6 separate regions of the Homo sapiens genome follow, and all the other regions are linked to region 5. Evidence: chromatin loops called from intact Hi-C (ENCODE). Cell type or tissue: PC-9. All regions are shown on one strand. Region 1 has its middle 80 kb from the start of LINC02104. Region 2 has its middle 56 kb from the start of LINC00603. Region 3 has its middle 58 kb from the start of LINC02104. Region 4 has its middle 29 kb from the start of C7. Region 5 overlaps PTGER4 (prostaglandin E receptor 4). Region 6 has its middle 130 kb from the start of LINC02104.

What was found. A loop is a pair of places that touch in the nucleus more often than their neighbours do. Peaks named below come from ENCODE experiments on the same cell type or tissue, not always from the same donor. Only the 100,000 strongest peaks of a DNase experiment are listed, where the experiment ranks them.
Region 1: it touches region 5 in a loop (7-fold over the local background); 12 of 110 quality-filtered maps call a loop at or near these places.
Region 2: it touches region 5 in a loop (7-fold over the local background); 4 of 110 quality-filtered maps call a loop at or near these places.
Region 3: it touches region 5 in a loop (13-fold over the local background); 78 of 110 quality-filtered maps call a loop at or near these places.
Region 4: a loop joins it to region 5, with 11 times the contacts of the local background. A loop is called at or near these places in 16 of 110 quality-filtered maps.
Region 6: a loop joins it to region 5, with 7 times the contacts of the local background. A loop is called at or near these places in 3 of 110 quality-filtered maps.

The regions. Positions count from the first base shown.
Region 1 is chr5:39,597,854-39,602,853 of GRCh38, reverse strand. No RefSeq gene overlaps it. Among named protein-coding and RNA genes, the nearest start is that of LINC02104, 80 kb to the right of the region's middle. In PC-9, CTCF peaks have their summits at 2,629 and 2,837; a DNase peak (open chromatin) is centred at 2,913.
Region 2 is chr5:40,106,283-40,111,282 of GRCh38, reverse strand. No RefSeq gene overlaps it. Among named protein-coding and RNA genes, the nearest start is that of LINC00603, 56 kb to the right of the region's middle. In PC-9, no CTCF peak of the experiment used is centred here; no DNase peak of the experiment used is centred here.
Region 3 is chr5:39,575,972-39,580,971 of GRCh38, reverse strand. No RefSeq gene overlaps it. Among named protein-coding and RNA genes, the nearest start is that of LINC02104, 58 kb to the right of the region's middle. In PC-9, CTCF peaks have their summits at 1,691 and 1,891 (motif pointing left); no DNase peak of the experiment used is centred here.
Region 4 is chr5:40,877,690-40,882,689 of GRCh38, reverse strand. No RefSeq gene overlaps it. Among named protein-coding and RNA genes, the nearest start is that of C7, 29 kb to the left of the region's middle. RefSeq lists an enhancer at 4,226-5,000. In PC-9, CTCF peaks have their summits at 2,916 and 3,115 (motif pointing right); a DNase peak (open chromatin) is centred at 3,129.
Region 5 is chr5:40,686,220-40,691,219 of GRCh38, reverse strand. The region is part of intron 2 of PTGER4 (prostaglandin E receptor 4); the gene reads right to left. Among named protein-coding and RNA genes, the nearest start is that of PTGER4, 8.8 kb to the right of the region's middle. In PC-9, CTCF peaks have their summits at 2,640 and 2,855 (motif pointing right); DNase peaks (open chromatin) are centred at 1,559 and 2,899; H3K27ac peaks cover 2,022 bases.
Region 6 is chr5:39,646,870-39,651,869 of GRCh38, reverse strand. No RefSeq gene overlaps it. Among named protein-coding and RNA genes, the nearest start is that of LINC02104, 130 kb to the right of the region's middle. In PC-9, no CTCF peak of the experiment used is centred here; a DNase peak (open chromatin) is centred at 2,879.

The DNA.
Region 1 (5,000 bases), 1.1 Mb after region 5:
GTCAGTATAGTATAATATTACTGTAGAATCTAGATGGTGGGGATATAGATTTATACTGTAAAATTTCTTCATGTTTTCTATGTTTGAACCATTTTCTAATACAATATTGGAGAAGAACATAGATGAAACTGGAGGTTACCATGAGATAGGAAGCAATCTTTTATCTCATGACAACAAGGGAAAAAGCTGAAAATAAAAAGATTATTGAATCTGCCGAGTCAAAATGAAAAGCTTTTGGGTCAAAAATTTTTAAAAATTAACAAAGTTCATAGAAAAACAATGTACTGGGAAATATTTGCAACATGTGTGTGAAAAGACGTGTATCCATAATATGATAAATAAAGATCGTCATTGGAGGTGTTTAAAGATCTGATAGGCTGGTGCAGTGGCTCATGCCCATAATCCCAGCACTTTGGGAAGCCAAGGCAGGTGGATCATTTGAGGTCAGAAGTTTGAGACCAGCCTGACCAACATGGTGAAACCCCCATTTCTACTAAAAATACAAAAATTAGCCAGGCAGTAGTGGCGTGCACCTGTAATCCCAGCTACTAAGGAGGCTGAGGCAGGAGAATTGCCTGAGCCTGGGAGGCAGAGGTTGTGGTGAGCCGACATTGCACCACTGCATCCAGTCTGGGCAACAGAGTGAGACCCTGTCTCAAAAAAAAAAAAAAATGCTGAATACATAAAGCTATTATGGTTAGGATTCAGGTAACATTCTGTAGCAGTAGTTAAATTTTGTAGTCAACTATTTGTCTATCTCAACTACATTATTATTTTTATTATGTCATGAAAATTATATACAAAGGGCGTGGAAGAAGAAACTCAATCAGAGGTTGTGAGAAAGTTGTCCCTTATTGGTAAGATGATGCTAGTTAGTAACATAGATGGTACCCTGGACATTTCACCAGCAGAACATGTGCATTTAGTGCTAACTCAGAGCCAGGGGTACATCTAAAATGACCTAGCTGGCTGGGCACGGTGGCTCACGCCTGTAATACCAGCACTTTGGGAGGCCAATGCAGGTGGATCACGAGGTCAGGAGTTCAAGACCAGCCTGGCCAAGATGGTGAAACCCCATCTCTACTAAAAAAAAAAAAAAAAAAAAAAAAAAAAAAAAAGGCCAGGCACGGTGTCTCACGCCTGTAATCCCAGGACTTTGGGAGGCCCAGGAGGGCGGATCACGAGGTCAGGAGATCAAGACCATCCTGGTTAACACAGTGAAACCCCGTCTCTACTGAAAATACAAACATTAGCCGGGCTTGGTGGCGGGCGCCTGTAGCCCCAGCTACTCGGGAGGCTGAGGCAGGAGAACTGCGTGAACCCGGGAAGCGGAGCTTGCAGTGAGCCGAGATCGCGCGGCTGCATTCCAGCCTGGGCGACAGAGAGAGACTCCATCTCAAAAAAAAAAAAAAAATAGCCAGGTGTGGTGGCAGGCGCCTGTAATCCCAGCTACTCGGGAGGTTGAGGCAGAGAACAGCTTGAACCCAGGAGGCGAAGGTTGCAGCGAGCCAAGATTGCGCCACTGCATTCCAGCCTGGGCAACAGAGCCCAGACTCCATCTCAAAAAAAAAACAAAAAATAAAAAATAAATGACCTAGTTGCAGCTTTTCCTTGACCTTTCTCCTAAGGCATAAAGCTATTTTCTAAGAAACTAGCACATCACTAATTAAATTAAACAATATAAAATGCTATTGAATTATTATTTACTGTAATATTGGCCATTTAACTATTATAAATAAATGACTTACCATGTGAAAAAGAATGAATGTTTTTATTATGGTGTATCCAATCAATGGAAGAGTAGGCAGCCAGTGCAAATTGTTTTCAGAGAATTTTTGGCGATCAGAAGAAATTTTCATAAAAGATGTTGTATAGCAGTATATAAAGTTGTCTACATGGTATGATCCCAATATTTTCACAAAATCTTTTAAGTAAAAATAAACAGAAAACATAAGGACTAGAAGGATATCAAATTGAAAGTAGTTTTTTTTCTGGATTGTGGGAAATAGCCTTTGTTATCATCTTTCCATTTATGCATGGGATTTTTTTTGCAATAAACATGAATAACATAATGAAACAACACTACACCATAAAAGGTATATTATGTATGGATGTATATAGATATAGCTTTAAGTGAAAGCAGCAAATGCAGTAGACAGTGTAATCAGATAAAATTGTGTCAGCAGTGGCTCCAATTCTAGCAAACTGAAGGAAAGTGGTCACGACCACTGAAGGAAAGTGAATACCACCGTGCCTGCTTCTCCACTGTGCAACCCTGGTTATACATTGGAATCAGGGCATTTTTAACCTAAATTCCTGGGCTGTGCCCTTGGAAATTCTGAGATTTTTCTGAGTGGGGATGAGGTAACTGTATTTTATTAAATTTCCCCCAACTGACTCTAATGACAGGAAGATTTAGATATTACACAGTTAAGCAATGGTTCTTAAATTGTATTATGTAGAAGAATCACTTGGTGCTTGTTCAAAAATACAAATTCTTGGACCTGCACCTCCACAAATTCTGATTCTTTCAGTTTGAGGTAAAGCCCAAGCAGAAATCTGTATTTTAAACACCCAACTTTTCTGATACAGATGTTCCATAAAAAACACTTTACATAAACTTGAGCAATTAATGTTATAACACATATAGGAAAGTTAACAGAAAGTACCTTCTGAGGGCAATTTTTATCATTACTCGAAATTCACACAGCCATGAGCATATACATTTGTATGTATATATACATATTTTTTTAAGTGTTTTACTTCCAAATTAATCTAATTCTCAGTTGCCATTTGTAGTTTACCTTTTAAATGCAAAAGTGTCACCTAGGGGTAAAAATAGGTAACTGCAAGATGATTTCAGTTTTTGCATTAAATTCTTTAATTTGTACATATTTCATCTCTAAAACTTTATTGCCCAAGCACTAGAGAGGCAAGACTGAGTCATGATTAAAAGCAAGAGTTCTGACGTCCTACTGACCTTTGACCCCTTGCTTTGTCACTTACTAGCTGTGTGCTTCTCAGAGCCACCATTCCTTTATCTGTAAGCAAGGTTATCAGTAGTGCTTACTCCACGGGGTTAAGTAACAGAATACAGCAAAGCGCTCAGCACAGCGTCTAGAATACACTACAAGCTCAGTAAGAGGTTGTCTTTTCTTGTACCAAAATCTACTCTCTAAATACGATTCATATTGAACTTGAGTAATGTGACTCCAGTAGCAAATATCATTCTTGATCATTGTGAGAATGCTGCTAGCATCGAAAATCTGAAATTAAAATTTTATCTGCAGTCACATTTATGTAAACTACTTAGCTTACTATGATTTCTAACTCTGACAAGTTCATTCAAAACTAGCAATCCGGGAGGGGCCAAAATGGCTGACTAGAAACAGCTGTGGTCAGAGTCTCCCACTGAAAACAAAAATGGCGAGTGAATCCTACACCAGCAACTTCTCTCATTGGGACTGACTAGACAGTTGGTGCAACCCATGGAGAGAGAGGAAAATCGGGGTGGACCAATGGCCCACCTGGGAGCCGCATGGCAAGAGGAGCTCCCACTGTAGCCAAGGCAGGTGGTGAGTGATTGTGCTACCTTGCCCAGGAAACCACGCATTTCCCACGGATCTGTGCAACCTGTTAATGAGGAGACCCCCATCGTAAGCCATGCCACCAGGGCCTTGGATCTCAAGCACAGAGCTGTGTAGATTCTTAGCAGCCACTCAGTTGGAGACTGCCTAAGACTACCAAGTTCCCGCGGGGAGGGGCGGGTGCCACCACTGCAGCTCCCATCTGCTGTTCGTCCCCTGCTGGTGCAGGGGAGACTTGGACCCAGGAGGAATTCCCCAGAGCGCAGCACAGTGGCTGTGGCAGATAATAGCCGGACTGCCTCTTTAGGCTGGACCCTGACCCATCCCTCCTCACTGGGTGAGGCCTTCCTGCAGGAATTTCAGCAACTCCAGCCAGGGGTTTATGGACAGAACTCTGATTTCCCTGGGATGGAGCCCCTGCGGGGGAGGGGCAGCCATGTTCTCCACAGGTCAGCAGACTTAGTCTTTCCCCTGCTGGCTTTGAGGAATCTGGGCCGTCTGGATTAGTGGGATTCCCCCCCAGCACAGCACACTCCCTCCACCAAGGGGCAATCAAAGTGCTTTGTTAAACGGGCCCCTGAACCCGTGCCTCCTGACTGGGCGAGACCTTCCCCCAAGAGGGGTCACCAGACACCAGATACAGTGGTCACCAGAAACCTATACAGAAGCGTTCCATTGGCATCAGCCTCTCTGGGAGGAGCTCCCAGAGTAAAGAGCAGGCAGCCATCTTTGCTGTTCAGCAGCCTCCATTGGTGATACTTCCAGTTGCAGGAGGGACCCAGATGAATTGAGTCTGGAGTGGATCCTAAGCAAATTGCACAGCCCTATGGGAGAGGGGTCTGACTATTAAAAAGACAAACAGAAAGCAACAACAACATCAACAAAAAAGACCCCACAAAAACCCCATCCCAAGGTCAGGAGCCTCAAAGATCGAAGCTAGATAAAGTCACAAAGATGAGAAAGAATCACTGAAAAAACATGGAAAACTCAAAAAGCCAGAGTGCATCTTCTCTTCCAAATGGTCACAACAACTCTCCAGCAAGGAAACAGAACCGAGCAGAGGATGAGATGGATGAGCTGAGAGAAGTAGGCTTCAGAACATGGATAAAAATGAACTTCAGTGAGCTAAAGGAGCATGATCTAACCCTGTGCAAAGAAGCTAAAAACTATGATAAAACATTACAGGAAGTGTTAATCAGAATTACCAGTTTAGAGAGGAACATAAATGACATGATAGAGCTAAAAAACACAACACGAGAACTTCACGATGCAACCACAAGTATCAATAGACCAAGTGGAGGAAAGAAGTACCAAATAGACCAAGTGGAGGAAGTACCAAATAGACCAAGTGGAGGAAAGAATTTCAGAGCTCGAAGACTATCTTGTTGAAATAAGACAAGCAGAGAAGATTAG
Region 2 (5,000 bases), 580 kb after region 5:
AGACTCATCACCCGATCTCCAAGCCAAATAACAGACTTTTGTAAATCATTAATTTGATTTGTCAATTTTTGATAGATGCCTTGTTGAGACTTCCACATTTGGGTGGAATTGGCTTGCCAATCATTAACAAAATGAGCTGTTTGAATGGATTGGTGTAATGCCATTCTGGCAGTGGTGGCCATTGCAGTGACAGTAATTAGGCCCATGATAACAGCAATTAAAGTGAAAACAAATCTCTTAGATCTTTTTAGAATTCACTGTAGCACTTTATTAATTAAATGTATTGAGGGGGAGGATTCCCAAGGTCTGGGTAAAGTTACCAGAATCCAGATTCCTTCTCGAGCTTGAGCCAACATTACACTTTTCCTGGAGTCAAAAGGGGAGTTAATACAAGTGTATAAATGACAATTAATGCATTGGACAGTTTGATTGTTCATCCAAATTTTGATATTTCCCACTAACAGCATGTAAGGGGGCTTAACACTACTCTGTATAGGAACAGTCAGGTTGGAGGAAAGTAAAGCAGAATGTCTGGATCTACATTGATACTGAGAGAGAGTGGGACGGTAGTGGGGACAACAGACAGAATAGTTTTACCTTCCCATACTCGCAGTCCAGACATGGCAATAGCCAATTTCCAAAGTTCTGGGTGTTCTGGGCTCAGAATGGGGAGTATCATACGAAGCCTGGCAGGGATAATGCCTTTATCTTCCCATTTTAAGGGAAAGAATGAGTTGAACCTCCTATGCAAAGTAGAATGATGATTCTCATTCTCCTGATAAGAAATAAAATAAGTAGCTTCCAGGCATTCCCTTCCACCAGAGGAGCAATTGTTTTTTAAATAGCCCTTTGGTGCCCAGTCTATTACTAAACCATATGAGTCATTTTTTAATATTACTGCATGTGAGTTAACACAATTTTCCCAAATTAAAGTTTTAGATGGGCCCTCAAAATTTTTAGGGCATGGTTTTCCTGCAGGTTTATATTGAAAATATGGAGTTATCTCCCATTACTCCTCCTTTCATTTGTTTTAAAGGAGAAAGGGAGAGGCCAGAGACCAAATGTCCTGTTTTATCTGTAGCTGATCTTTATGGAAGATAAGCAGCCCAGATTTGAGTTTCTAGATGCATAAAACCAGGTGCATGTCTGAGGCACAGAGGGGGATATTTGTAACCCATGTTAACATTAAATGCAGTGCCTTCTTCTCCTGGTTGAGAAGGGCAATGGTCATCTGTGCCTCCAGGCATCCACACACTGTGGTTAGTGTAGATTTCTGCAGGAGCATCTATCCAGGTGAGAGGTCGAATAAGTGGAGGAAAAGGCACATAAGCCCAATAAGAATAATCATGTGTAGCAGGTAAATCAGTGTGAGAGGAAACTGGTGAGACAGAAAGTATGAGGAGGAGAATCATTAAATAAAACCTAGTGTAAGTGAGATTGAGTGCTGAAGGAGGAAGGGAAGAACAGAGGGATTTTTTTTTAAGGCTAATAGAAACGGTGAGATTTTTAGGTTTGTAAGGAGAAAAAGAAAGGTAATTAGAAGTGGGATTAGTTAGATGGGTCTTCATTGCCATCAGGGAGGATTGATTTAAACCCATTGTGATTTGGTGTGCCTGTTTCTGAGGAGTTGGCACAGATCTCACCATGTCTGAGGGCAGTCTCTGACACAGACGTCTTTCCTCTGTGGTTTTCATTGTCAGTATTCACCCGAAGCTTGAGTCTTCTGGTGGGTACCCACACAGGGGATTGATGATCTCCTGGTGAAACACAAGCATATCCTCTTCCCCACGTTATAATTGTGCCAGGTTCCCAGGTATTGGTTTGGGAGTTTTTCCATAACACTGGCTTGCCTTCATTTAAGAAGAATTTTTTGCCTGTATAATGGCATTCAGCTGCAGTTAGAATATTATCTTTAGGAACATTTAAAAAATTTAAAGTAAACAATGCCAAATGTAATTGGAAGTGGGGAGTAGTTAAATCATGTTTTGGTTGTTCAGACTGTTTGGACAGTTGGGTTTTTAAAGTGCGATTGGCCCATTCCACCACAGCTTGTCCCTGAGGATTGCAAGGGATTCCAGTAATATGGGAAATTCCCCACTGTTGCATAAATGTATCAAAAGCCTTACTAACATATGCAGGGGCATTGTCTGTCTTTATTTGATATGGAAGCCCCATAACTGCAAAGCAAGAATACAGATGTTTTTTAACATGGGCCGTGCCTTCCCCTGTTTGGCAAGTAGCCCAGATAAAACCTGAGAAGGTATCTACAGAGACATGCACATATGACAGTCTGCCAAAGGAGCTAACATGAGTCACATCCATTTGCCATAAAGCATTAGGAGTTAGGCCTCTAGGATTAATGCCAGTTTCCTGATTTGGAAGTACGAAGACCTGGCACTGAGGGCAGCTGTGAACAATAAACTTAGCCTGTTTCCAGATAAGAGAAAATTTATCTTTTAATCCAGCAGCATTGACATGAGTGAGATTATGGAACTCCTGAGCTTCTTGGGTTGTAAAAGAGACCAAACAGTCGACTTTATGGTTACCGGCAGACATGGATCCTGGTAAAGTGGTATGAGATCTAATATGTGTAATATAGAAAGGGTGTCTACATTGGCAAGCCACCTGTTGTAACCTTGAAAATAAAGAAGCCAATTCAGAATTATCGATATGTTTGATAGTAGCAGTTTCTATATTTTTAGTGGCATGTACAACATAACAGAATCTGAGACAATATTGAAAGATTTGGGGAAATCCTGTAAGGCAGTAATCACAGCAATTAACTCCACCTTTTGAGCAGAAGTATAAGAGGTAGAAATAAGTTTGTCTGTAGGACCTATATAACCAGCATTGCCATTACTGGAGCCATCAGTGAACAATGGCTCAGTGAACAATGGCCTCAGGAATGGATTGATCTTTGGTTAATTGAGGAACCACCCAAGATGTCATTTGTATGAAATCAAACAATTTGTTTTTTGGATAGTGATTGTCAATAAGCCAATAAAATCAGCCAAGTGAATTTGCCACAGTACAGAATGTTGAAAGGGAGCTTGAACTTTGAGCTGATTTAAAGGAACTACAATTACATTTGGATCAAATCCAGAAATTTGAAGTATTCTGCACTGAGCCTGTCCAATTAATATGGCTATTTGGTCTAGATAAACAGATGAAGTTTTTGACACAGTATGAGGAAGAAAACACCACTCCACTAAATCATTATGTTGAATTATTAGTCCAGTAGGGGAGTGTAATGAAGCAAAAACCAGAAGCTGAAAAGGCTGAAACGGCTTTACTCTAGATAACTGGGCAGTCTGGATTCTTTCCTCTATGAATTCCAGTTCTAGTAAAGCCTCAGGGGTCAAAGTCCTGGGGCTGTGGAGATCGGAAGCTCCCCTCAGCGTAGAAAACAAGTTAGACAATGCATAGGTCGGAATGCCTAAAGTAGGTCTTAAATAATTAATGTTACCCAAAAGTTTTTGGAAGTCATTTAAAGTTTTTAAAGAATCTCTCCTAATTTGAACTTTTTGAGGTTGAATACATTGTTTATCGACCACCATTACTAAATATTGAACAGGAGTGGTCTGTTGAATTTTATCCTGAGCGATGTGTAATCCGGCCTCTGTAACACAGCGGTTCAAAATTTGGTAACAGTCAATTAATTCTTTATCTGTGGGGGCAGCAATTAAAATATCATCAATATAATGAAGAATATAGGCCTCAGGAAATTGGGCTCGAACTGGTGAAAGCACTTGTCCAACATAAAGCTGGCAGATTGTAGGGCTATTTAGCATTCCCTGAGGAAGTACTTTCCATTGATAACGAGCTGCAGGCTCCTGATTATTGATAGATGGTACAGTAAAAGCAAATTTCTCACAATCCTATTTATGTAAAGCAATATGAAAAAAACAATCTTTAAGATCAATAACTATGAGAGGCCAATTTTTAGGTATTAAAGCAGGGGCAGGCATGCCAGGTTGGACGGCCCCCATAGGTTTAATTACAGCGTTAATGCCCTTAAATCGGTTACCATCTGCCATGTGCCTGATTTCTTTTTTACTAGAAACACAGGATAATTCCAAGGGGAAAGAGAAGGTTCCACATTTCCAAGTAGTAACTGCTCAGAAACCAAGTGAGTTAAAGCCTCCAGTTTTTCTTTAGAAAGTGGCCACTGCTGAATCCAAACGGGTGTGTCAGATTTACACTGTAAAGGTATAGGATCAGGAGGTGTGGCAGCAGCCACCACTAAAAAGGATAACCTGTTTTCTTTTATAGTAACTGGGAGGAGTTTAGTAATCCCTTCATGCTTTGGACTAAGACCGAGTCCAGGAACAAACCCCCTATTTTCCATCATGTGCTGACTGGGAGCACTATAAGAGTTATGTGGAATATTAATTTCAGCCCCCCATTGTGCCAGTAAATCTCTACCCCAAATATTAATAGGAATTGTCATGATATAGGGCTGAATTGTACCCTTTTGACCATCAAGGCCAGTGCAAGGCAAGATAAATGTGCTCCCATAAACTTCCTCGGCCTTTCCAACACCTACTAGTCCCATGTTAGTGGGATGTTTAAGCCAAGAGGAAGGCCATAAACTAGAGGAAATAACAGAAACATCAGCACCAGTATCTACTAGGCCCTCAAACTTTCTTCCTTGAATGTGTATGGTGCAGGTGGGCCTTTGTTTAGAAATTACATTAATCCAATAAGCGGCCTTTTCACCTCTGGAGCCCATCCCAGGGCCACGTGTCTTATCTCCTTTGTTTAAAATGATATTAGGTAGTAAAAGCAATTGAGCGATTGACTCACCAGCCAGAATGGAAACAGGAACCTTGGCAGATGTGATTAATTTAATCTCATCAACAGAATCAGAATTAATGAGACCAGTATGAATGGTGATTCCTTTAGCAGAGCTAGATGCCCTACCTAACACCAGGCCCACTGAACCTTGAGGTAAAGGGCCAGTGGGGACAGTCAAAGGCAAAGAGTCAGGTAGTAAATTC
Region 3 (5,000 bases), 1.1 Mb after region 5:
CTTGGTTGACTCTACAACAGCCCCCTCAGACTTATCACTTGCCACAATATCAGAAGATCTTGGATGCTGAGAACAGATGTAATTAGCATGACTAACTCTTATAGTCCCAAAGCTTCAGACATCAGCAGCAGAGAGGAGCCAAGCAGACACAGGATGAATAATGAATAATGAGAAAGGTTGCAAAATATGCTTTAAAATTATATGTCTAATTTTTCTTAAATCCACAAAACTTCTGTTAAATGAAGCTATGCCATTTCATTAAATTATCTACATGTTATTTAAGAAAAAAAAAAGAAAACAACTTTAGTATAATTTCAAATGTCTCCTTCACACAGACACAATCATGCTCATGGCCCTCTGTTGTATAAAGATTTCCCCGTTCCAGGCCGGGTGCGGTGGCTCACGCCTGTAATCCCAGTGCTTTGGGAGGCCGAGGCAGGCGGATCACAAGGTCAAGTAATCAAGACCTTCCTGGCCAACATAGTGAAACCCTGTCTCTGCTAAAAATACAAAAATTAGCTGGGCATGGTGGGGCGCACCTGTAGTCCCAGCTACTGGGGAGGCTGAGGCAGGAGTTATTGCTTTAACCTGGGAGGCAGAGGTTGCAATGAGCCGAGATCATGCCACTGCACTCCAGCCTGGTGACAGAGCAAGACTCCGTTTCAAAAAAAAAAAAGATTTCCCCTTTCCTGCTGTCTAGTCAAACTACTGGAAGGGAATGATTTCTTCCTTTCTCTTCCCTTGACTATCAAACTTTTAAAAAGAGATTTCAGACTTTCTTACAATCTCTCCACTCCTTTCTCATGGTAATCTGCTTTCTACCCCATTAATTTTCTTAAAGTCCAATGGCCTCTGTTCCAATCATCTTCTCAAACTTATTGAAATATTCCTTACTCTTGTTCCACGTATCCTTCTCTGCAGCCTCCTAAGACACTACAGCCACCTGAGAATTCTGTTAAACTTAACCATATCATTGGTTTCTCCTAAATGCAAGCGTTATCTAGACGTTTCTTAGGACTTTGGCCTTTATCTCTCTGTGACTTTCTTATCTACTCCTAAGGCCACAAATATCCACTCTGTGTTTATGTCTCTCTTAAATTTTACTTCTTAATCTAAACAGGAGACCCAATTGTCAACTGCTAAGTTAAATCTGTGTAGATGCACAAGGGCACCTGAAAATACTCCCTTTGGTCCAAGCTCAGTCTTTCTCCTGTTATACTCTGGTTAGCTTTCCCCTAAACCAGATTAAAATACTGGAGTTATCTTTGGCTATTTGTTCTTTTGAATGTCTGACATCCAATTAGTTGCTCAGTTCTTTCCCTTCTGTGTCTACAGTTATTTTCCTCATCTAAGCCATAGTTTTCCCATTACCACTCTTCGGGATCTTCCCCTTGCCTTCTTCCTGTTTTCTAACAAACACTCCTCTCTTTTACATCCTTCCACTTGTCCTTTCCCTGTCAGAGTTATTTTTCTAACGAACAATTTTGACCAAGTCATCCCTTACTCAAAGCCATCTATCTCTACAGAATAAAGATATGTCTACGACATTATCCCTCTAGTTAACAATACTGTGTAGTACACTGTAAAATTTGTTAAAAGGGTAAAACTCATGTTAAGTGTTCTTAACACTTAAAAATACTAAAAAAACAGATTAGTATCTCTATCTTGGCATTTAAGGGAGGTCATAATTAGGTCCTTAGCAGGCTATGTAGCTTTAAAAACATTAGGTATAGAATTGTTTTAGCAACCAAAAAGGGCTGACCACAGAGGAGAAAAATCAAAAGAAATAAAATAAAATAAAACAAAATAAAAAAGGATATAGGTTGTTTTCATTTGCCCTTTTTTTCCACTTTGATGGCAAAACTTAACTTTTTAACAATGATTGTATTGCCATCTGCTGGAATTATTGAGAACTGCATTTTAAGTCTTTTTTTTTTTTTAAGTGTGAAGTGTTTTCTTTCAATTTTTCAAAAACTCTTTCTAAATATGGCTTTTAATGTTGAATCTAATAAGAGATTTTAGAGCTTCATGTAAGAATGATCTTTGATTTTAAAGCACACAAAATTACAATTAACAAATTGATACAGCCTTTGCTTATAAGAGACTATGGTGCTTCATCCCTTATTACTAACATCATTTATATCATTGAGCCCAAGAATAAAACAATTGGTGTGATGGGGAGTAAAGTGTGTTATCTAATGTCAGGTGACTTTCAGTGACATCACATTTTTAACACTAATTAACAATTCAAATTCTTACCATCTCGTGAGACTCAGAACTAGAATTACTTTTTCCAATAAGGTCTTCCCAAGCCAAGCCTCCCCCTCCCTGAATTTGTGAACTTATTTGCATATACCCTTCACCTAAGATTAGTCATAGTGCATTATATTGACAGGTAACATTTTCTATGTTTACCTCTCAATATATAATAGTGGTTAAGAATCTGGTCTCTAATGCCTCTTTCAAAATATACATTTTCCACTTACTAGCTGTTAATTAAAATTTTTGTAATCATTTTCCTTATCTGTCAAAGAGAGATAACACTATTTCCTTCATAGGGTTGTTGGTAAGATTAAATTAGCAAAAACTGTAAAATCACTCAAAGCAGTACCTGCTATGTAGTAAGCACATAACAATTACTAGCTAATAGCAGTGACCTGAGCAGATTGTTAAAATTGTGTAACTCATACAACAGGTAGCAGTGAGTCCCACATAGGCTTACAACAGTATTATTAAAGACTTTTTATTAGCTATTTTTAAATTAATTAGATTTTTATGTATAATTTACATGCAGTAAAATTTATCATTTTTAAAGGTACAATTTTATAAGTTTGACAACTGTATACAGTTGGTTAACCATAGTCACAATCAGAATATTTCTATCACCCTAACGTGTTATGTGCCCATTTTCATACGTCTCTTGTCCCCACTCCCAAACCCTAGTAACCTCTAACTCCTAAAGACCACTGATCAACTTTTAGCCACTATAGGTTTTCATTTTAGAATTTTATGTAAAGGAAACCATACCATGATGTAGTCTTCTGTGTCTGGATTCTGTTACTTAGCATAATAATTTTGAGATCCATCCATGTTATTCTGTATAGCAGCAGTTCATTCGTTTTTATTGTGGATTAGTATTTCATGGATACTTGACTTGCTTCTAGGTTTTGGCTACTGGGAATAAAGCTGCTGTAAGTATGCATACAAGGCTTTGTGCAGACACGTGTTTTCATTTCCCTGGGATAAATACCTAGAAAAAGGGTTGCTAGGATAAACAGCCAGAGAGTTGCTAGGTTGGATGGTAAAGTCAATGTTTATCATTACAAACTCCCAAACTGATTGTATTATTTTGTATTCCCACCAACAAAGATGAGCTCCAATGGCCCCATCTTCTTGCAAATACTTGATCTATTCAACTCTGGTGATTTTAATCACTCTAATGACTAATAATGTTGAATATTTTTTCACTTGCGTATTTGCTGTTCTTACATCTTCCCTGACATTGATACAGCTTTTGCCTATTTTGCAATTATCTTCTTACTATTGAGTTTTTGAGTACAAATCCTTTATCAGACATGCGTTTTGCAAAAGTTTTCTTCCAGTCAATGGCTTTCCCTTCTATTTTCTTAATTGTTTCTTTAAGAGCAAATTTTTAATTTTGATGAAGTCAAATTTATTATTTTTTCCTTTGTGTCCTATCTCAGAAATATTTTTGTAATCCAAGATCACAAATATTTGTGTGTCTATCTTTTCTGATATGATATTTTTAGCTTCGGATTTTCTGTTTAGGACTACGATTTATCTTGAGTTAATTTAGATGTATAGTGTGAGATAAGGCTTGAGATTCAAAAATTTCACACAAAAATATACAACTGATGCAGCAATTTTTGTTGAAAAAAACTCTCCTTTCCCCATGGTATTATTTTTACATTTATGTCAAAAGTCATTGAACACATATGTGAAGTTTGAATTCTGAACTCTATTTTTGTCCCTTTGATCTATAAGTCTTTTCTTAAACAGTCTAGATTACTATAGTTTTATAGTCCTAGGATTAGGCACTGTATGTCCTACAACTGTGTTTTGGGTTTTTTCAAGATTTTACGTTCATGTAAATTTGAGAGTTATCATATCAATTTCTATAAAAAATGCTGCTGGAATTTTGATTGAGGTTGCATTAAATCTATGTACCAATTTTAGGAAAATTTAAAGCTCAACAGTATTCCATGTTCTTATTCATTACATGATATTTCTATACATTTGTTCAGGCTTTCTTTAGTTTCTCTTAGCAATATTTTGTAGTTTTTGTTATCCATGTGTGATTTTTTTTCCTTTTTTTTTTTTTTTTCGAGACAGAGTCTCTTTCTGTCACCAGGCTGGAGTGCAGTGGCGCGATCTCGGCTCACTGCAAGCTCCGCCTCCCGGGTTCACGTCATTCTCCTGCCTCAGCCTCCCGAGTAGCTGGGACTACAGGCGCCTGCCACCACGCCCGGCTAATTTTTTTGTATATTTAGTAGACACGGGGTTTCGCCGTGTTAGCCAGGATGGTCTCGATCTCCTGACGTCGTGATCCACCCGCCTCGGCCTCCCAAAGTGCTGGGATTACAGGCGTGAGCCATCACGCCCAGCCCATGTCTGATATGTTTTTTATTAAATTTATTCCGTAGTATCTCTTGTTCTTTGATGCTATAATGAATGGTATTTCTACTTCTATTTTCAATTGTTTATTGCAAATATGTAAAACTACAACTAATTTTTATATATTGACTTTGTAACTTGCAACATTGCTGAATGTGCCTATTAGTTGTATATTAGTTTTTGTAGATTCCTTAGAGTTTTCTATGTACCCGATCTTGTTGTCTGCAAACAGTTTTCTTTCCTTCCAATATCTATGTCTTTCATTTCTTTTTCTTGCTTTATTTAGTATTAGCTACCCTAATATGACATTCAATGGATATAGTGAAAAGGCCATTCTTACCTTTTTCCCAATGTTAGGTAGAAAA
Region 4 (5,000 bases), 190 kb before region 5:
GCAGAGGTTCTCAAACCTCAATTCTTGACTTCTGCGCACCCACAGGCTTAACACCACATGGAAGCTGTCTAGGCTTAGGGCTTCCACCCTCTGAAGCCACAGCCCAAGCTGTACGTTGACCCCTTTCAGCCACAGCTGGAGCAGCTGCGTCATAGGGCACCAAGTCCCGAGGCTACACACAGCATGGGGACCCTGGGCCTGGCCCACAAAACCACTTTTTCCTCCTGGGCCTCCAGGCCTGTGATTGGGAGGGACAGCTGTGAAGGTCTCTAACATGGCCTGGAGAAATTTTCCCCATGTTCTTGGGGATTAACATTAGGCTCCTTGTTACTAATGCAAATTTCTGCAGCTGGCCTGAATTTCTCCCCAGAAAATGGGTTTTTCTTTTCTATCACAGAGCCTGCAAATTTTCCAAATTTTTATGCTCTGCTTCCCTTATAAAACTGAATGCCTTGAACAACACCCAAGTCACCTCTTGAATGCTTTGCTTCTTAGAAATTTCTTCCACCAGATAGCCTAAATCATCTCTTTCAAGTTCAAAGTTGCACTAATCTCTAGGGCAGGGGCAAAATGCCACCAGTCTCTTTACTAAAACATAACAAGAGTCACCTTTGCTCCAGTTCCCAACAAGTTCCTCATCTCCATCTGAGACCACCTCAGCTTGGATTTTATTGTCCATATCACTATCAGCATTTCGGGCAAAGCCATTCAACAATTCTCTAGGAAGTTCCTAACTTTCCCACATTTTCCTGTCTTCTTCTGAGCCCTCCAACCTGTTCCAATCTCTGCCTGTTACCCACTTCCAAGGTTGCTTCCACACTTCCGGATATCTTTTCAGCCACGCCCCACTCCTAGTACCAATTTACTGTATTAGTCTGTTTTCATGCTGCTGATAAAGACATACTAGAGACTGGGAAGAAAAAGAGGTTTAATTAGACTTATAGTTCCACATGGTGGGAAGTAAAAGGCACTTCTTACATGGTGGCGACAAGAGAAAATGAGGAAAAAGCAAAAGCAGAAACCCCTGATAAAACCATCAGATCTTGTGAAACTTATTCACTATCACGAGAATAGCACAGGAAAGACCAATCCCCATGATTCAATTACCTCCCCTGGGTCAATCCCACAACACATGGGAATTCTGGGAGATATAATTCAAGTTGAGATTTGGATGGGGACACAGCAAAACCACATCACTTGCATAGAATGACATTGCATAAGCATAGTATCATCATTTTCTTAAGTATTCTGGGTTTTCCTAATCTTTTATAAACAATGTAAAATTGTACATCTTTTACATATATACATTTTTACAGACATTAAAAAGAACATACGTAAGTAGAATTCATAAAGTAAATTTTCTTGGTCAAAAGTTCCATGGTTTTGTTTGTTGTTTGTTTGTTTGAGGTGAAGTCTTGCTCTGTTGCCCAGGCTGGAGTGCAGTGGCATGATCTCAGCTCACTGCAACCTCTGCCTCCTGGGTTCAAGCAATTCTCCTGCCACAGCCTCCCAAGGAACTAGGACTGCAGGCATGAGCCACCAAACCCAGTTAATTTTTGTATTTTTAGTAGAGACGGGGTTTCACCATGTTGGCCAGGCTGGTCTCAAACTCCTGACCTCAAGTGATCCACCTGCCTCAGCCTCCCAAACTGCTGGAATTACAGGGGTGAGCCACCATGCCTGGCTTTTATTTTTATTTTTTATGAATAAAATATAATTGCTTTCCCCAAAGGCAATAATAATTTATACCCTCACATGCAGTGAATGTGCTTTTATACCCACACCTTTATTAACATTAATCTTAAAAACTGTAATTGGAAGAGGTTGAACCTAACGGCCAAAAGGTGGCTGTTGACCTGAAGATTAAGTTGTTATAAAACCCAAAGGGAGGGATTGAAACCTCCTTTGCAAAATTATGACTGAGACAGTGAAAGAGATCTAACTTAACCAACTCCATCTTGCTTCTAACCTCCAAGCTGTCCTTGTTCATTCCTGGCATAGGCTGAACTAACTTTAGGGGAAACTTTGTAGTTTGTAGTTTATAGTTTAAGCAAAGACGGTAACAGCCATTTCCCAAAGCAGATCTCCTTCTTGCCTGGGGACTAGATTGCCTTTATAGGACTAACATTGGCCACAAGATTAGAAATTATGGTTTAGGAGTCATGCAGCTGGAGGCTACAAGATTCTGACCCTCTCTAAACTGTTCCTAAGATCAGTGCTTGAGATATTTTGCAGACCCTGCACTTGATGGATCAGCTGGCACCACCCAGATCAATAAACTGGCTCAACTGATCTTGTGGCCCCCAACCAGGAACTGATTCAGCCCAAGAAGACAACTTCCACTCCCTATGATTTCACCTCTGACCAATGAGCACTCCTGGCTCACTGGCTTCCCCGCACTCACCAAGTTATCCTTAAAAACTCTGCTCCGGGCCAGGTGCGGTGGCTCACACCAGTAATCCCAGCACTTTGGGAGACCAAGACGGGCAGATTACTTGAGGTCAGAAGTTCTAGACCAGCCTGGCCAACACGGTGAAACCCGGTCTCTACTAAAAATACAAAAATTAGCTGGGAGTGGTGGTGGGCGCCTGTAAGCCCAGCTACTCAGGAGGCTGAGGCAGAGAATCGCTTGAACATGGGAGGCAAAGGTTGCAGTGAGCCGAGATAGCACTACTGCACTCCAGCCTGAGCGATAGAGCAAGACTCGGTCTCAAAAATAAAATAAAAATAAAAATAAATAAACTCTGCTCACTGAATGCTCAGGGAGACTGGTTTGAGTAATAATAAAACTCTGGTCTCCGAAAAAAAAAAAGTGGCTGTTGAATTACTAGTAAAGTTTAACTGTACACGTTTTTCTCCATCCTCTACAAACAAAAATAATAACCAACCTCTGAATACATTTAATTTTATCCTCCATATTTGATATGTATTAAGTTGAGAAGAACTCTCTCAATTCACTAAAGAAATGTTTTTACTGTCTCTGTCTTTAAAGAAAAATAATTATAAACAAAATGTAATATGTCACCACGAGATTTGAAAGAGTTGGACAGACCTGGTTTCAGATATCCGTTATTAATGTGTAAGTATTCAAAAGATCCAGAAGGTGGCAGTATAATAATGTTTTCCTAAATTTTGGACCCAGATTATCTGAAAATATATAGATTGTTCCCATTTTTATTTTCTCTTTTCTTAAAGTGATGCACGATCATAAAATGCAAAGCACTAAGGAACAAGAGGAGGAAACCTCCACACACTTACAGAAAGAGGAACCGTGAGGGGATGGAATGTGCTCAGGTAGGGAATTAGAGAACTCGCTACAAATTTCAGCTCCTTGGGCAAGTCCCTTAATCTTGAAGTCTACGTTTCCTTGTAGGTGAAATCATATGGCAATGTCCACCCACAAGACCACTGTGAAGACTAAACGAGATAAATTATTTAAATGTACGCAGCACACTGGAACATAAGAATGTAACAAGCATTCAATCAATTTTTTTTTGAGATGGAGTCTCCCTCTGTTGCCCATGCTGCAGTACAGTGGCACAATCTTGGCTCACTGCAAACTCCACCTCCCGGGTTCAAGCGATTCTCCTGCCTCAGCCTCCCAAGTAGCTGGGATTACAGGCATGCGCCACCACACCCGGCTAATTTTTGTATATTTAGTAGAGACGGGGTTTTCACCATGTTGGCCAGGCTGGTCTCAACTCCTTACCTCAAGTAATCCACCTGCCTCAGCCTCCCAAAGTGCTAGGATTACAGGCATTAGCTACCGCACCCGGCCCAATCAATATTATTTTATGCAGTTCTGTAGGGAACTACTCCAAGACTTAGAATAATATTGTTTAGGAAACAATGAAATAGAAGCCTCATACATATATAATAAAAACCTATTATGTTAAAGGCCTACATCTTGAAAAAGGGTAATAAGACACACAGGAGAATGTCCTCCCTCCTCAAGGGGTGGGGAAAGAATTACCTAAGCAGGTAACAGTGCAAGGCAGTGAAGAGAAAAAAAGGTCTCCAGCGAGTATGATGCTCTGAAAAGTCTTCACCTAAAATAAAAGGAAATAATTTGATATTTGAAGGAGAAGAGAAAAGGTATTTCAGAGGTAGGAGTGGTACAGCTCTGGGTGTGTTTGGAAGGCCATCAATGAATAATTTGACTTCTCTAGAAATTAGGTAAATAGGCAGGGCGCTGTGGCTCACACCTGTAATCCCAGCACTTTGGGAGGACGAGGCGGGCGGATCACGAGGTCACGAGATTGAGACCATCCTGGCTAACATGTGAAACCCCGTCTCTACTAAAAAATACAAAAAATTAGCTGGACGTGGTGGCAAGTGCCTGTAGTCCCAGCTACTCGGGAGGCTGAGGCACAAGAATGGCCTCAACCCGGAAGGCAGAGATCGCAGTGAGCCAAGATCACGCCACTGCACTAGAGCCCGGGCAACAGTGCGAGACTCCGTCTAAAAAAAAAAAAAGAAAGAAAGAAATTAGGTAAATAAGGTACATTAGAGTTGCATTACAGAGAGGCACAGATTAGGGCTAATAGTTACTGACTACATGCCAGTGCTTCTCAAACTTTAGGTGAACAAGTAACCTCCAGGTATCATTCACGTTGAGATTATTATTTAAATCATAATCTGGGATGTAGCCTGAGAGTTGTTAGATATGAGTTCTGAATTTCTCTTCAAAGAATCAGTATGTCAGTATGTTCAATTCTTTGCCTTCTACTTTTAAACTTAATTTCCTCGTAAAGCAATCTTTTTCGATTACCTGCTCCATCCTGATTCATTCTGATTACCTGCTCCACCATGACTCATTCTGATTACCTGCTCCACCCTGACTCACTCTGATTACCTGCTCTGCCCTGACTCATTCCCCACCCTGACTCATTCAGATTTCCACTCTGCCATAACCATTTTTCCCACCGTACCACTCACCCTGTCACTCTTTAAATTAGCCAATCGGAATTTGTTTAGCCAGTGCGGTCTAACCCTAGCCA
Region 5 (5,000 bases):
CAGAGCGAGACTCCGTCTCAAAAAAACAAAAATTAGCCAGGTGTGGCGGCACACGCCTATAATCCCAGCTACTCAGGAGGGTGAGGCAGGAGAATGGCTTGAATGCGGCGGGTGGAGGTTGCAGTGAGCTGAGATGATGCCACTGCACTCCAGCCAGGGCAACAGAGCAAGAATCTGTTTAAAAATAAAAAATAAAAAAATAAAAACCAGTCACTGCAAAAATGCAATTACATGTTCTGAGTTCGTATAGCTTTAATATTTTTGTAACTATCTTATGATTATCTTCCCTAGAGCAAAGACAGTATACAAAAATGCAATGTGAGTGCAGGTCACATATGTATAAAGTGTTCTTGAGAAGCACTTTATTAACTTCATTTCTGTGAGTGCTTTTAAGTTTTTGTAATTCTAATGAAGTAACTTTTTTCCCCCAAAAGCTACTGATTTCTTATTCCAGCTGTCATTTTACATAATTTAAAGGAAACTCATTTTATAAGTCAATTAACCATCTAATCACCAGAATAAGGCCAAGATTCTTTTATTCTAGTCTAGAAAGAATATGCTGAAAAGTTTTACACCAACAGCAGGATCTCCTGTTACCCAGAATGACCAGAGAATAGTTTTTATTTTCTCTATGACTCTGTTCCCCAGTTATAGTAATCACAACGGATGAATGAGAATTTGCTAAATTTAGAAGGAAAGACATCACATTTCAAATAGAGGTAGCTCCATGTGCAAAGTCATGGAAGAATGAAATGATATGTCAACATCTGGGAACTTCAAATGATTCAGCGAATGGAGCATGAATTTGTGTAAACTTACATGATCATTTTAATCCTTAGGGGAAAATGCATTTGTTAAATGTACATGTATATATATTTTTGAGACAGGGTCTCACTCTGTCGCCCAGGCTGGAGTGCAGTGGTGTAATCATTGCTCACTGCAGCCTTGACCCCCTAGGCTCCAGCAATCCTCCTGCTGTAGCCTCCTGAGTAGCTGGGACTACAGGTGTGTGCCATCATGCCTGGCTAACTGTTATTATTTTTGTAGAGATGAGGTCTTTCTATGTTGCCCAGGCTGGTCTCTAACTCTTGAGCTCAAGTGATCTGCCCGCTGCAGTCTCCCAAAGTGCTAAAATTACAGGAGTGAGCCACCATGTTCAGCCTCAAATTTACTCTTAAAGTATTATGATTTTTTTTTGCCTAGATATTACTTCTAATTCCACTGGGATCATTTATATAAAAATCTCATCTGTAATTAATATAGAAATAGTAGTAGTGGTAATTCACATAGAAATAGAAATAGAAATAGTAGTATAGAAATAAAAATAATTGCCATATATCTTAAGTAATTATTTAGTAATTATTTCTTGCCTTTAGTAATTATTTTAGGTTAGGGAGAAGAGGTTGAGTCTCACAGTCAAGGAAGATACATAAAAACCACAAAAAGGAGAAAGAACTAACAAAAGCATAGCTGGAGCCATTTAACTAGGGGCAAATATCTCTAACAAGACTTGAGGATGTTGCTGCCTTACTATATACAGCGTAACAATGAATGACTCATGGTGTATGAATCACCTGGAACAGGGACAGTTTAGTTGAGGCTGAGTCAGTTCACAACGGAAAAGGCGATTCATTGACCATTTGCATGTGTTCCTTTGGCACTTACTAGATGTAACAATATTTGGGTCAGGATATTATAGAAAGATTTTCAACAATTTGGGTAAAATTTGGGTAAAAGAAGGAAGAATTATTTTTTTCTTCCTTTAAAGATTCTTTGAATCTTTAAAATATTCGAAGAAATACATTTCATTAATCTGCAAAATCAAGCTTATATTAAACTTACTCCTGGATGATACTGGATCAGTAAGGTAGAACTGCATTTCTTTTTCTTCCTTAACTGGAATTTAGATCTTAATTAGCTATAGGTCTCTGATCCTCTCTCAAAAGATTTTTGTTCATTTCCTTTGTTATTGTTTTGTTGTTATTCACTTGTTTTGTTTTGAGAACTTACACTCATTGCAAAATCTGACCTAAACTTATTTTGGCAGCAAAACTGAACTGAACAGACTGTGAAGCCATTTAGTTCAATTTATTCCACTTAGAGTGAATATTCCTATGTTCTGGTCCAGGATTACTGTTCCAGTTCTGATGGGGATATTACATATTTTGCAATATATTATTGATTACTTTTCTAAAAGCCAAGAAATTCTGAATTCTGAAACTCATCTGCCCGTAAATATTTTGGATATGGGATTATGGGCCTGTAAATCTCAGAGAATAAAATAGTGACATGCCTCTAACCAAGATGAAATTAATATCTTCCTATATGGAAGACAGCTAAATCAAGAATGAACTAGAATGAACAGCAGTGTGTAATATCGCCTCTTGAAATACTTTTAGAAACTACGCTGGGATAAATGATAGTATCAAGGCAAAGCATACTTGATTTAAAAAAAAATCTTTACAGAAAGTAAAATAAAGCATCTTGGTTTCTTCCTTCCATAAGCTTTGAGGTCTTCAGCTATGCCTGGAAACTCAGCAGTTCCCTCAACTCTACAGGCCTTTTCTCAGATGAGGTATTTGTTACTGAGACCCAGAGGTTTTGAGGAACTTAGGATGTCCCCCACCCTGTTGGTGGCAGAGTCTGGTCTGGACCTCCATGTTGCCTTTTCTGTTCTACCAGTCTGGCTTTCTGTTTAATTATTATTTCCTGACAATGGAATTGTTGGTAAAAAGCATGAGGTCTATATTTTATTCACATCACATACTACGTTCCTAAGGGTAGAAGAAATGATGGCGTTAAATCTGTTAGTATCAAGTCCTGTGTGTGGTCTCTGGAAAAGACCTACGGCCGGGTTTATGCGAACTTGAGCCTTCAAGCCTCCAGGTGGCAGTGTTGCTCCACTTGAGAGTTTCTGATACTACCTCCCTAACAAGCACTGTGTAAAGCCATCTCCGAGACTCGCAGAACAGAATTTTGGTTAAGTCTGAACCTGACGTTTCTGAGATTTTTGACACTGAAAATGTTTTATTGCTGGTTGCTTCTCCTACCACAACCTCAAAGGAAACATGGCTACTACTGAAAGGAAGAAAATTTTTGAATAGTTAAAATGGAATTTATAGCCATTCAAAGAAGTACATTAGGAGTTAGCATTTTAAAATTTCTGTGGCCTTTTAGAAAGGTTGGAATGTTGTAAAACAATTAATAATAGGTTTTCATAATCAAAGGTGATGAGAGGCAAGGAAAGAATCATTTCTGTGCCTCATCTCATCCACAGCAGCAATGGATTTCGACTAGTATAGGAGGGAATGAAAGGAGGCTATATTAAAAGTATGCTCTATTTTAAAGTTTTCCATGGGGGAGGAAAAGTTTACAATTAGTACAAGCCACTGAACCTGGTCATTCAATGTCTTTTCAATAAAGGGGAGTTCACAGGGTAGTAAAAGTATGAGTTTAAAAAGCAAAAGTCCAAATTCAGGTAAAAACATCCTCAAAAGTTGGTTAGATTGAAAAGAATCAATATGAGTTTTACTTTGCAGCGTATTTCAATTGAGACTTACTTCAAGTAGGGAAAGAAAAAAGACAAAACAAACAAAAACTCCACGCATCTTGCAATGTTTGAAAACATAGAGCAACCTCTGCTTCACTTTAAGTAGGCTACTTGATTTGCTGTTTCCAAGAGGGCAGGGACAACCCCAGTTGAGATGGGGACATCCGGAGTAGTGCTTCAATGTCTCGTGAGGGGGTGAAAGCACTTTTCGGAATTCTTGTCCAACAGGCCCTATATTTTACATAATTAAACAAGTTCAGGCAGTTTTCAGTGTTGGAAGAGTGTGTTGCTGATAAAACTGAACCTCCGAGTCAGGAGGGAATATGGCCGGGCATGGTGGCTCATGCCTGTAATCCCAGCACTTTGGGAGGCTGAGGCAGGCGGATCACCTGAGGTCAGGAGTTTGAGACCAGCCTGACTAACATGGAGAAACCCAGTCTCTACCAAAAATACAAAATTAGCCGGGCGTGGTGGTGCATGCCTATAATCCCAGCTACTTGGAAGGCTGAGGCAGGAGAATCACTTGAACCCGGGAGGTGGAGGTTGCGGTGAGCTGAGATTGCGCCATTGCACTCCAGCCTGGGCCACAAAGTGAAACTCCGTCTCAAAACAAAAACAAAAACAAAAACAAAAACAAAAAAACTCACTGAATACAAACAACGTATCTCCTTTCTTCCAATTTTAAGTCTTTTTCTAGTAGCTCCTGCTGTGTACATGTGGTTTGTTGTTAATATTGGCATATTACAGTATTCTAAATTATTTTATTTTCTTTTAGAAAGGGTCTCACTCTGTCACCCAGGCTGGAGTGCTGTGATACAAACATGGCTCATTGCAGCCTCAACCTCCTGGGCTCAAGCAATCCTCCAGCCTCAACCTTCCAAGTTGCTGGGACCACAGGCACATGTTACCACACCCACCTAATTTTTTTTAAATTATGTTATTCACACTTTTTTTTAGGATGATTAGAGATTAGGGCTCAGGAGCAGTGGAACATAACTTTGAGGAAATGCAATAAGTTCAGAAGAAGATGTGGTGACAAGAAAGCTGTAAGGAGGCTATATGCTGTAGAGATAAATGCCCAAGCTTTGGAAGCAAACAAGCCTCTGTTCAAATCCTGGCTCTGCCCTTATAACGTATGTACAAATTATTAAAGTGCTTAGTACAGTGCCTATCGTATAACAGATATGTTGGCTCTCATTACTTTTTCTTTCAACCCATATGTGGAAGCTTGCCCAGTGTGGAAGGTATCAATAATTTGAAAACTGTAGCTTAGAGGTAGCTTTGGGATATAGTTAATAATATGGTATCAAAAACATGTACTTCCTACTTAATAATTTGTTTGCAGGGAATGTTGAAGAAAGAATGTTGAACTCTTGATTAGATTTAGTAATGGACTGTCAAAACAGTAACGCTTTCCAATAAGTGACAAGATCTGTAGCTGGATTTGAAT
Region 6 (5,000 bases), 1.0 Mb after region 5:
AAAATAAAAATTAGCCAGGCATGCTGTTGTGCACCTGTAATACCAGTTCAGGAGGATTGCCTGAGCCCACGAGTTCAAGGCTGCAGTAAGCCATGATTACACCACTGCATTCCAGTCTTGTAGGAATCCCATTTGATTCTTATGCATTTATACTTTGATAATATACAGCACTAATTATGGTAATCTTCATCTTCCTGGTACTATCATGTACCATTAGTTTCACATTAGAATAGTTGCCCAAAAGACTGATGCAGGTATAACTGAACATTCATGATATATATCTAAGTTCATCCCTTGAGGAATTAGAGTTCAAAATAAGGAAATAATACAAAACAGAAAGGAAAGTTAAGAACAATTAATAACTGGTAATTTGGGCCAAAACCATAGTAAAGAAGTTATCTTGAAACTATATTTAGATATTTCTCAAAAAAAGAAAAAAAAGTCTTCTAGGGCATTATTTTGTTGCTGTCTTTGCCCCCATTAATTTGAGTTTTTACTACTTGAAATACATAAAGCATATATGTTTTTATTCATAGATAAATCATTATTAAAGGTAAAAGCAATAAAGGTATAAAAAATGGTTATGTTCAATTCTCTTAGCATGCCATTTGGCTTTAGAATTTTTTATGATTATGATGAATTCACCCTGCTACTGATATTAGTGAGACATGAAAAGTGATTCATTTACATAATCATAACACTAAATTCAATGAAATGCTTCAGGAAGTAGTTTCATCAACTATGTAGGGAAACCAAGTTAGGATATTAGTCAAATAAATAATGCAAACAATTTTCTTCTGATAATTCAACAGTAAAAATAAGTTGTCTTTCTAAAATCTTTTGTTTTGATTGGGGAGCATGAGGGTTCATTGGAGGCTTAGATGTGTTCTATTTCTGATCACTAATCTAAGACATGTATAGGGAATTTGATAACAAACTTCAAGAAGCAGAGGGTGTGGTATGCACCCACTTGGCCATAATTCTGGTTTAGCTATTCACTTACAGTGCAACCATGGCCAACTTATTTAACTCATTGAGCCTCGGTTTTCTCACTTATAAAATAAATATCTTAATAATCTTTCTCACATTGTTATTGCAAAAAAGGAAGCAATTAATGTTAAACATAAGCCATAAATTATCTTGCTTATTTTGAGTCTTACAGACATATATTTTCCATTATGACCACCATGAGTCATACTGGCTGCAAAATCTAAAACAAAAACACATCTTTTGTTTAAATGGAAGCATTCCACATCTCCTTCAGCCCTCAATCAGGGCAGAGGAATCACATGGAATGAGAATAAAGAATAAAGCCAACTGACTACAGTTTATGTTCAGTCATCTTGCTTCAAGCAAGTTGAGTGAACAAGGACTCACATTTGCAATATTCTAAGGAGGTGTAAAGGGGAGTTAGAAAGGAGTGAAGTGAGTGAAAACAGAAACAGAAAAGGACAGGGATGAGGCATATTCAGAGAGCCTAGGGAACCCAGTTGAACAAAAGATATTTGTGAATGTGCATTTGATTCACGTATACAGCAACTTATTTAGGGAGGACTTTTGTAGTATAAACCCTCAAAGCAGAAAGTCTGTCTTCATGTGAGATTCAGTCATACATCTTATGGGTGTTCAGTATTCACCCAAATCATATTGTTGAATATGACACATACATATTCAACAATATGTATACATATGAATATGTATGTACCATATTCAACAATATGCAAAGTGAAAATAGTTTTATATAAAATCAGCCCATAATTCAATATTCTAAAGTAGTTTAAGAATCTCTCTCTCTCTCTCTCCTCTGTGAAAAAAAGAAGCTAAGCTATCATCTGCTCAAACTTCTTGATTTTAAAGATAAGGAAAACCTAAACTCAGATTGTTTATCATTTTCTAACTCACAGAGTTAGTTCAAAGAAAGGTGAAAACAAAAGTTCAGGTTTGCTGACTGCCGGTTAGGAGGAAGGGCCACATGCCAGCAACCATACCCTACATTTAGTCAATTAGTATAGGAGCTTTCGTCCTACTTCCGCCAAGAGGGTTGATCCATGGCCATTGTGTCTCCCCTTTACTTAGTTTTCTCTCTATGTTTAAAACCTGATCATTCAGGCCGGGCGCAGTGGCTCACGCCTATAATCCCAGCACTTTGGGAAGCCGAAGCGAGTAGATTGCCTGAGCTCAGTAGTTCAAGACCAGCCTGGGCAACATGGCGAAATGCTGTCTCTACTAAAAATTCAAAAAATTAGCCGGGCATGGTGGCGCATACCTGTAATCCCAGCTACTCAGGAGGCTGAGGCAGGAGAATCACTTGAACCCAGGAGGCAGAGGTTGCAGTGAGCCAAGATCGTGCCACTGTATGCCAGCCTGGGTGACACACAGCGAGACTCTGTCTCAAAAAAAAAAAAAAAAAAAAAAAAACTTGATCATTCAAAACTTCCTCACAAATCCAGTTACCTAAATTCTCTTCAAAGTTTTTTAATAAAATAATGTGCTAGACATTTTCTATTTTAGAAAGAAACTTCACCACTGACCTCTCACAAAAAGACTAGGCCGGGCGTGGTGGCTCACACCTGTAATCCCAGCACTTTGGGAGACTGAGGTGGGCGGATCATGAGGTCAGGAGTTCAAGACCAGCCTAGCCAACGTGGTTAAACCCTATCTCTACTAAAGTTACAAAAAATTAGCCAGGAGTGGTGGCGGCACCTATAATCCCAGCTACTCAGGAGGCTGAGGCAAGAGAATCGATTGAACCCGGGAGGCTGAGGTTGCAATGAGCCAAGATCGTGCCATTGTGCTCCAGCTTGGGTGACGGGGCAAGGTTCCATTTAAAAAAAAAAAAAGACTCCGGTCAAGATGAGTCATCAGGTGAGACTGAGAAGTAACACAGGAACTTGGAGAAGGGCAGTGGGTCAGGTGGCTTAACTGGAAGAAGAGTGCCACACACTGGGGAAAAAGAATGTCATCTCCTCAGATGCTTCTAGAAGGGTGTTTTTAAAAGTTCTTGAACTGGGAACTCTCAGATTTAATTTTCTCTTTTATTTTCTTTATTTTGCTGGCATTAAGTACAAAGAATTGGATTTTAGATTAGTCATAATCAGTGGTTCGTGACATAGTCATTGCTGCTGCATTTAAGGCAAGGCTTGCTTTTAGTCAGTTATTGAATGAATTATTTGTAATAATATAACAAGCCTGAGAACCAACAACTTCCAACCAAAGCAAGGCCCTTGACAAAAATCTACATGTAGCCATGAGGCTCAATCTATGTCCTTGCCTCCCCTACACCCAGAAAGAATGTGCTTATACATATCTGAGTCAGATTTGAGGCACTGTTGTGATAGGCAATAACATTTCTTAATTTTTTGTTATATGGAGCTAACAATTCTTTTTCAAAGCGACACCAATGGCCAGTTCCATGATTTTTATACAATTAGTTTAATCAAATTTCAGATTTGAAATTGGAGAAGTAGTAGGACAGTATAGTAGAAGGGCTCAAGTTCTGGAGTCAAACTAACCTTGGCTTAAATTCAAGAGCCACCATGTATTACCAACACTTACTTTTACCCTAGGCAAGTTGCATAACTTCTCTAAGCTGCAATTTCCTCCTAATGAAGAACAATAATAGCCCATATTGTGAGGACGTGATTATATAATCATGAAAACTATTTAACCTAGTGCCTGGCATAAAGAAAATGCTTGATTTATATAAGCTGTTATCATTTTTATCTCCTATTCTCCAGGCAGTACTTTTTTAATGCTATATTTTAAAATGTTTTGACATGTCATAAAACAAATTTCATGTCGTTGTGGATCTTTCCTTCCAAGAAGATAATCAACTGTGTAATAGTAATGATATACTACATTTTCTAAAGCTACGTGAATTTTAGAACACCATTACCTCATCTGGTACACAGAAGAGTTCTATAATTATGTTCAGGAAGGCAGTATTATTTCCAATTTATACAATTGAAGTTCAGTGTGATTAAGCTGGCAAAAATTTTTCAGGCATGACATGTAGCCTGAAAAAACCTGAAATTCAGTAAGTTTTACGTTTTCCCTTCAGTCTCTCCTATTCTACCTTGTGAATGTGGACAGTGTTTTAGGGAGTCTCTCTCCTTTATACCACCTGGTCATTTGTCAAATGGGGCAAGGTAGACACCTCTTTCTTAAACAGGGAAATTTATCATTTGCTTAGTTTTCTATCATAAATCTCTTCTTTTGAAAAGGAAACATACATCAAAACCATTTCTCTTATTTTTATTACTATTATATTTAATTGTACCTTATTTATTACAGAAAATATCTTCATTTTCTTGGAACACTGATACATGTCCTTTGCCTTTTTTATTGTGTTAATCAAGTTTGCCAAAGCATTTTGAGCCATCTTTGATTTTGAATACAATCTTGTTGTAGGCCCTCCTGAGCCAGAAATAATGAGTCTAAAGTGGCCTGAACTTTCTAACACGTTTTAATTTTTAGGTTAATAAATATTAACCTAAAATTACTTTACTTATTCATTACTTTATTTATTTTGTATTTACAGTAAATTAACTTTCATTACTTCATTACTTTATTTCATTTTATTTCATTAGTTTATTTGTTTTTAAAGTAAATTAACATGAGAAATTGCTGCTTTGTTAATAAGTCAGTCTTCCTTTAGGTTGTCTAATATGAACAAAAATTTACTCTAATAAAGTACTTCCAAAATGTCCAATTTTACATTTAAGCATTCTCATCATTTATATTCCATTTTTCACATGACCACCAGAATGATCTGTTATAATGTCAAGTATTAGTTATCTACTAAAAGTGCTCTAAAAGCTATCATTGTTCTTAAAATAAAGTTCAGATTTCTTTCCATGGGCTTCAAGTTTCTATATATTCTGTCTCTCCTCTACATTTCTGACTTCCTGCCTACCACTCTCCTCTCCCTCACTGCTCCACAGCCACCCTGATTCATTTTTCAGTCCTCCAACCCACTTTTCTCAGAGTCTATGCACTAA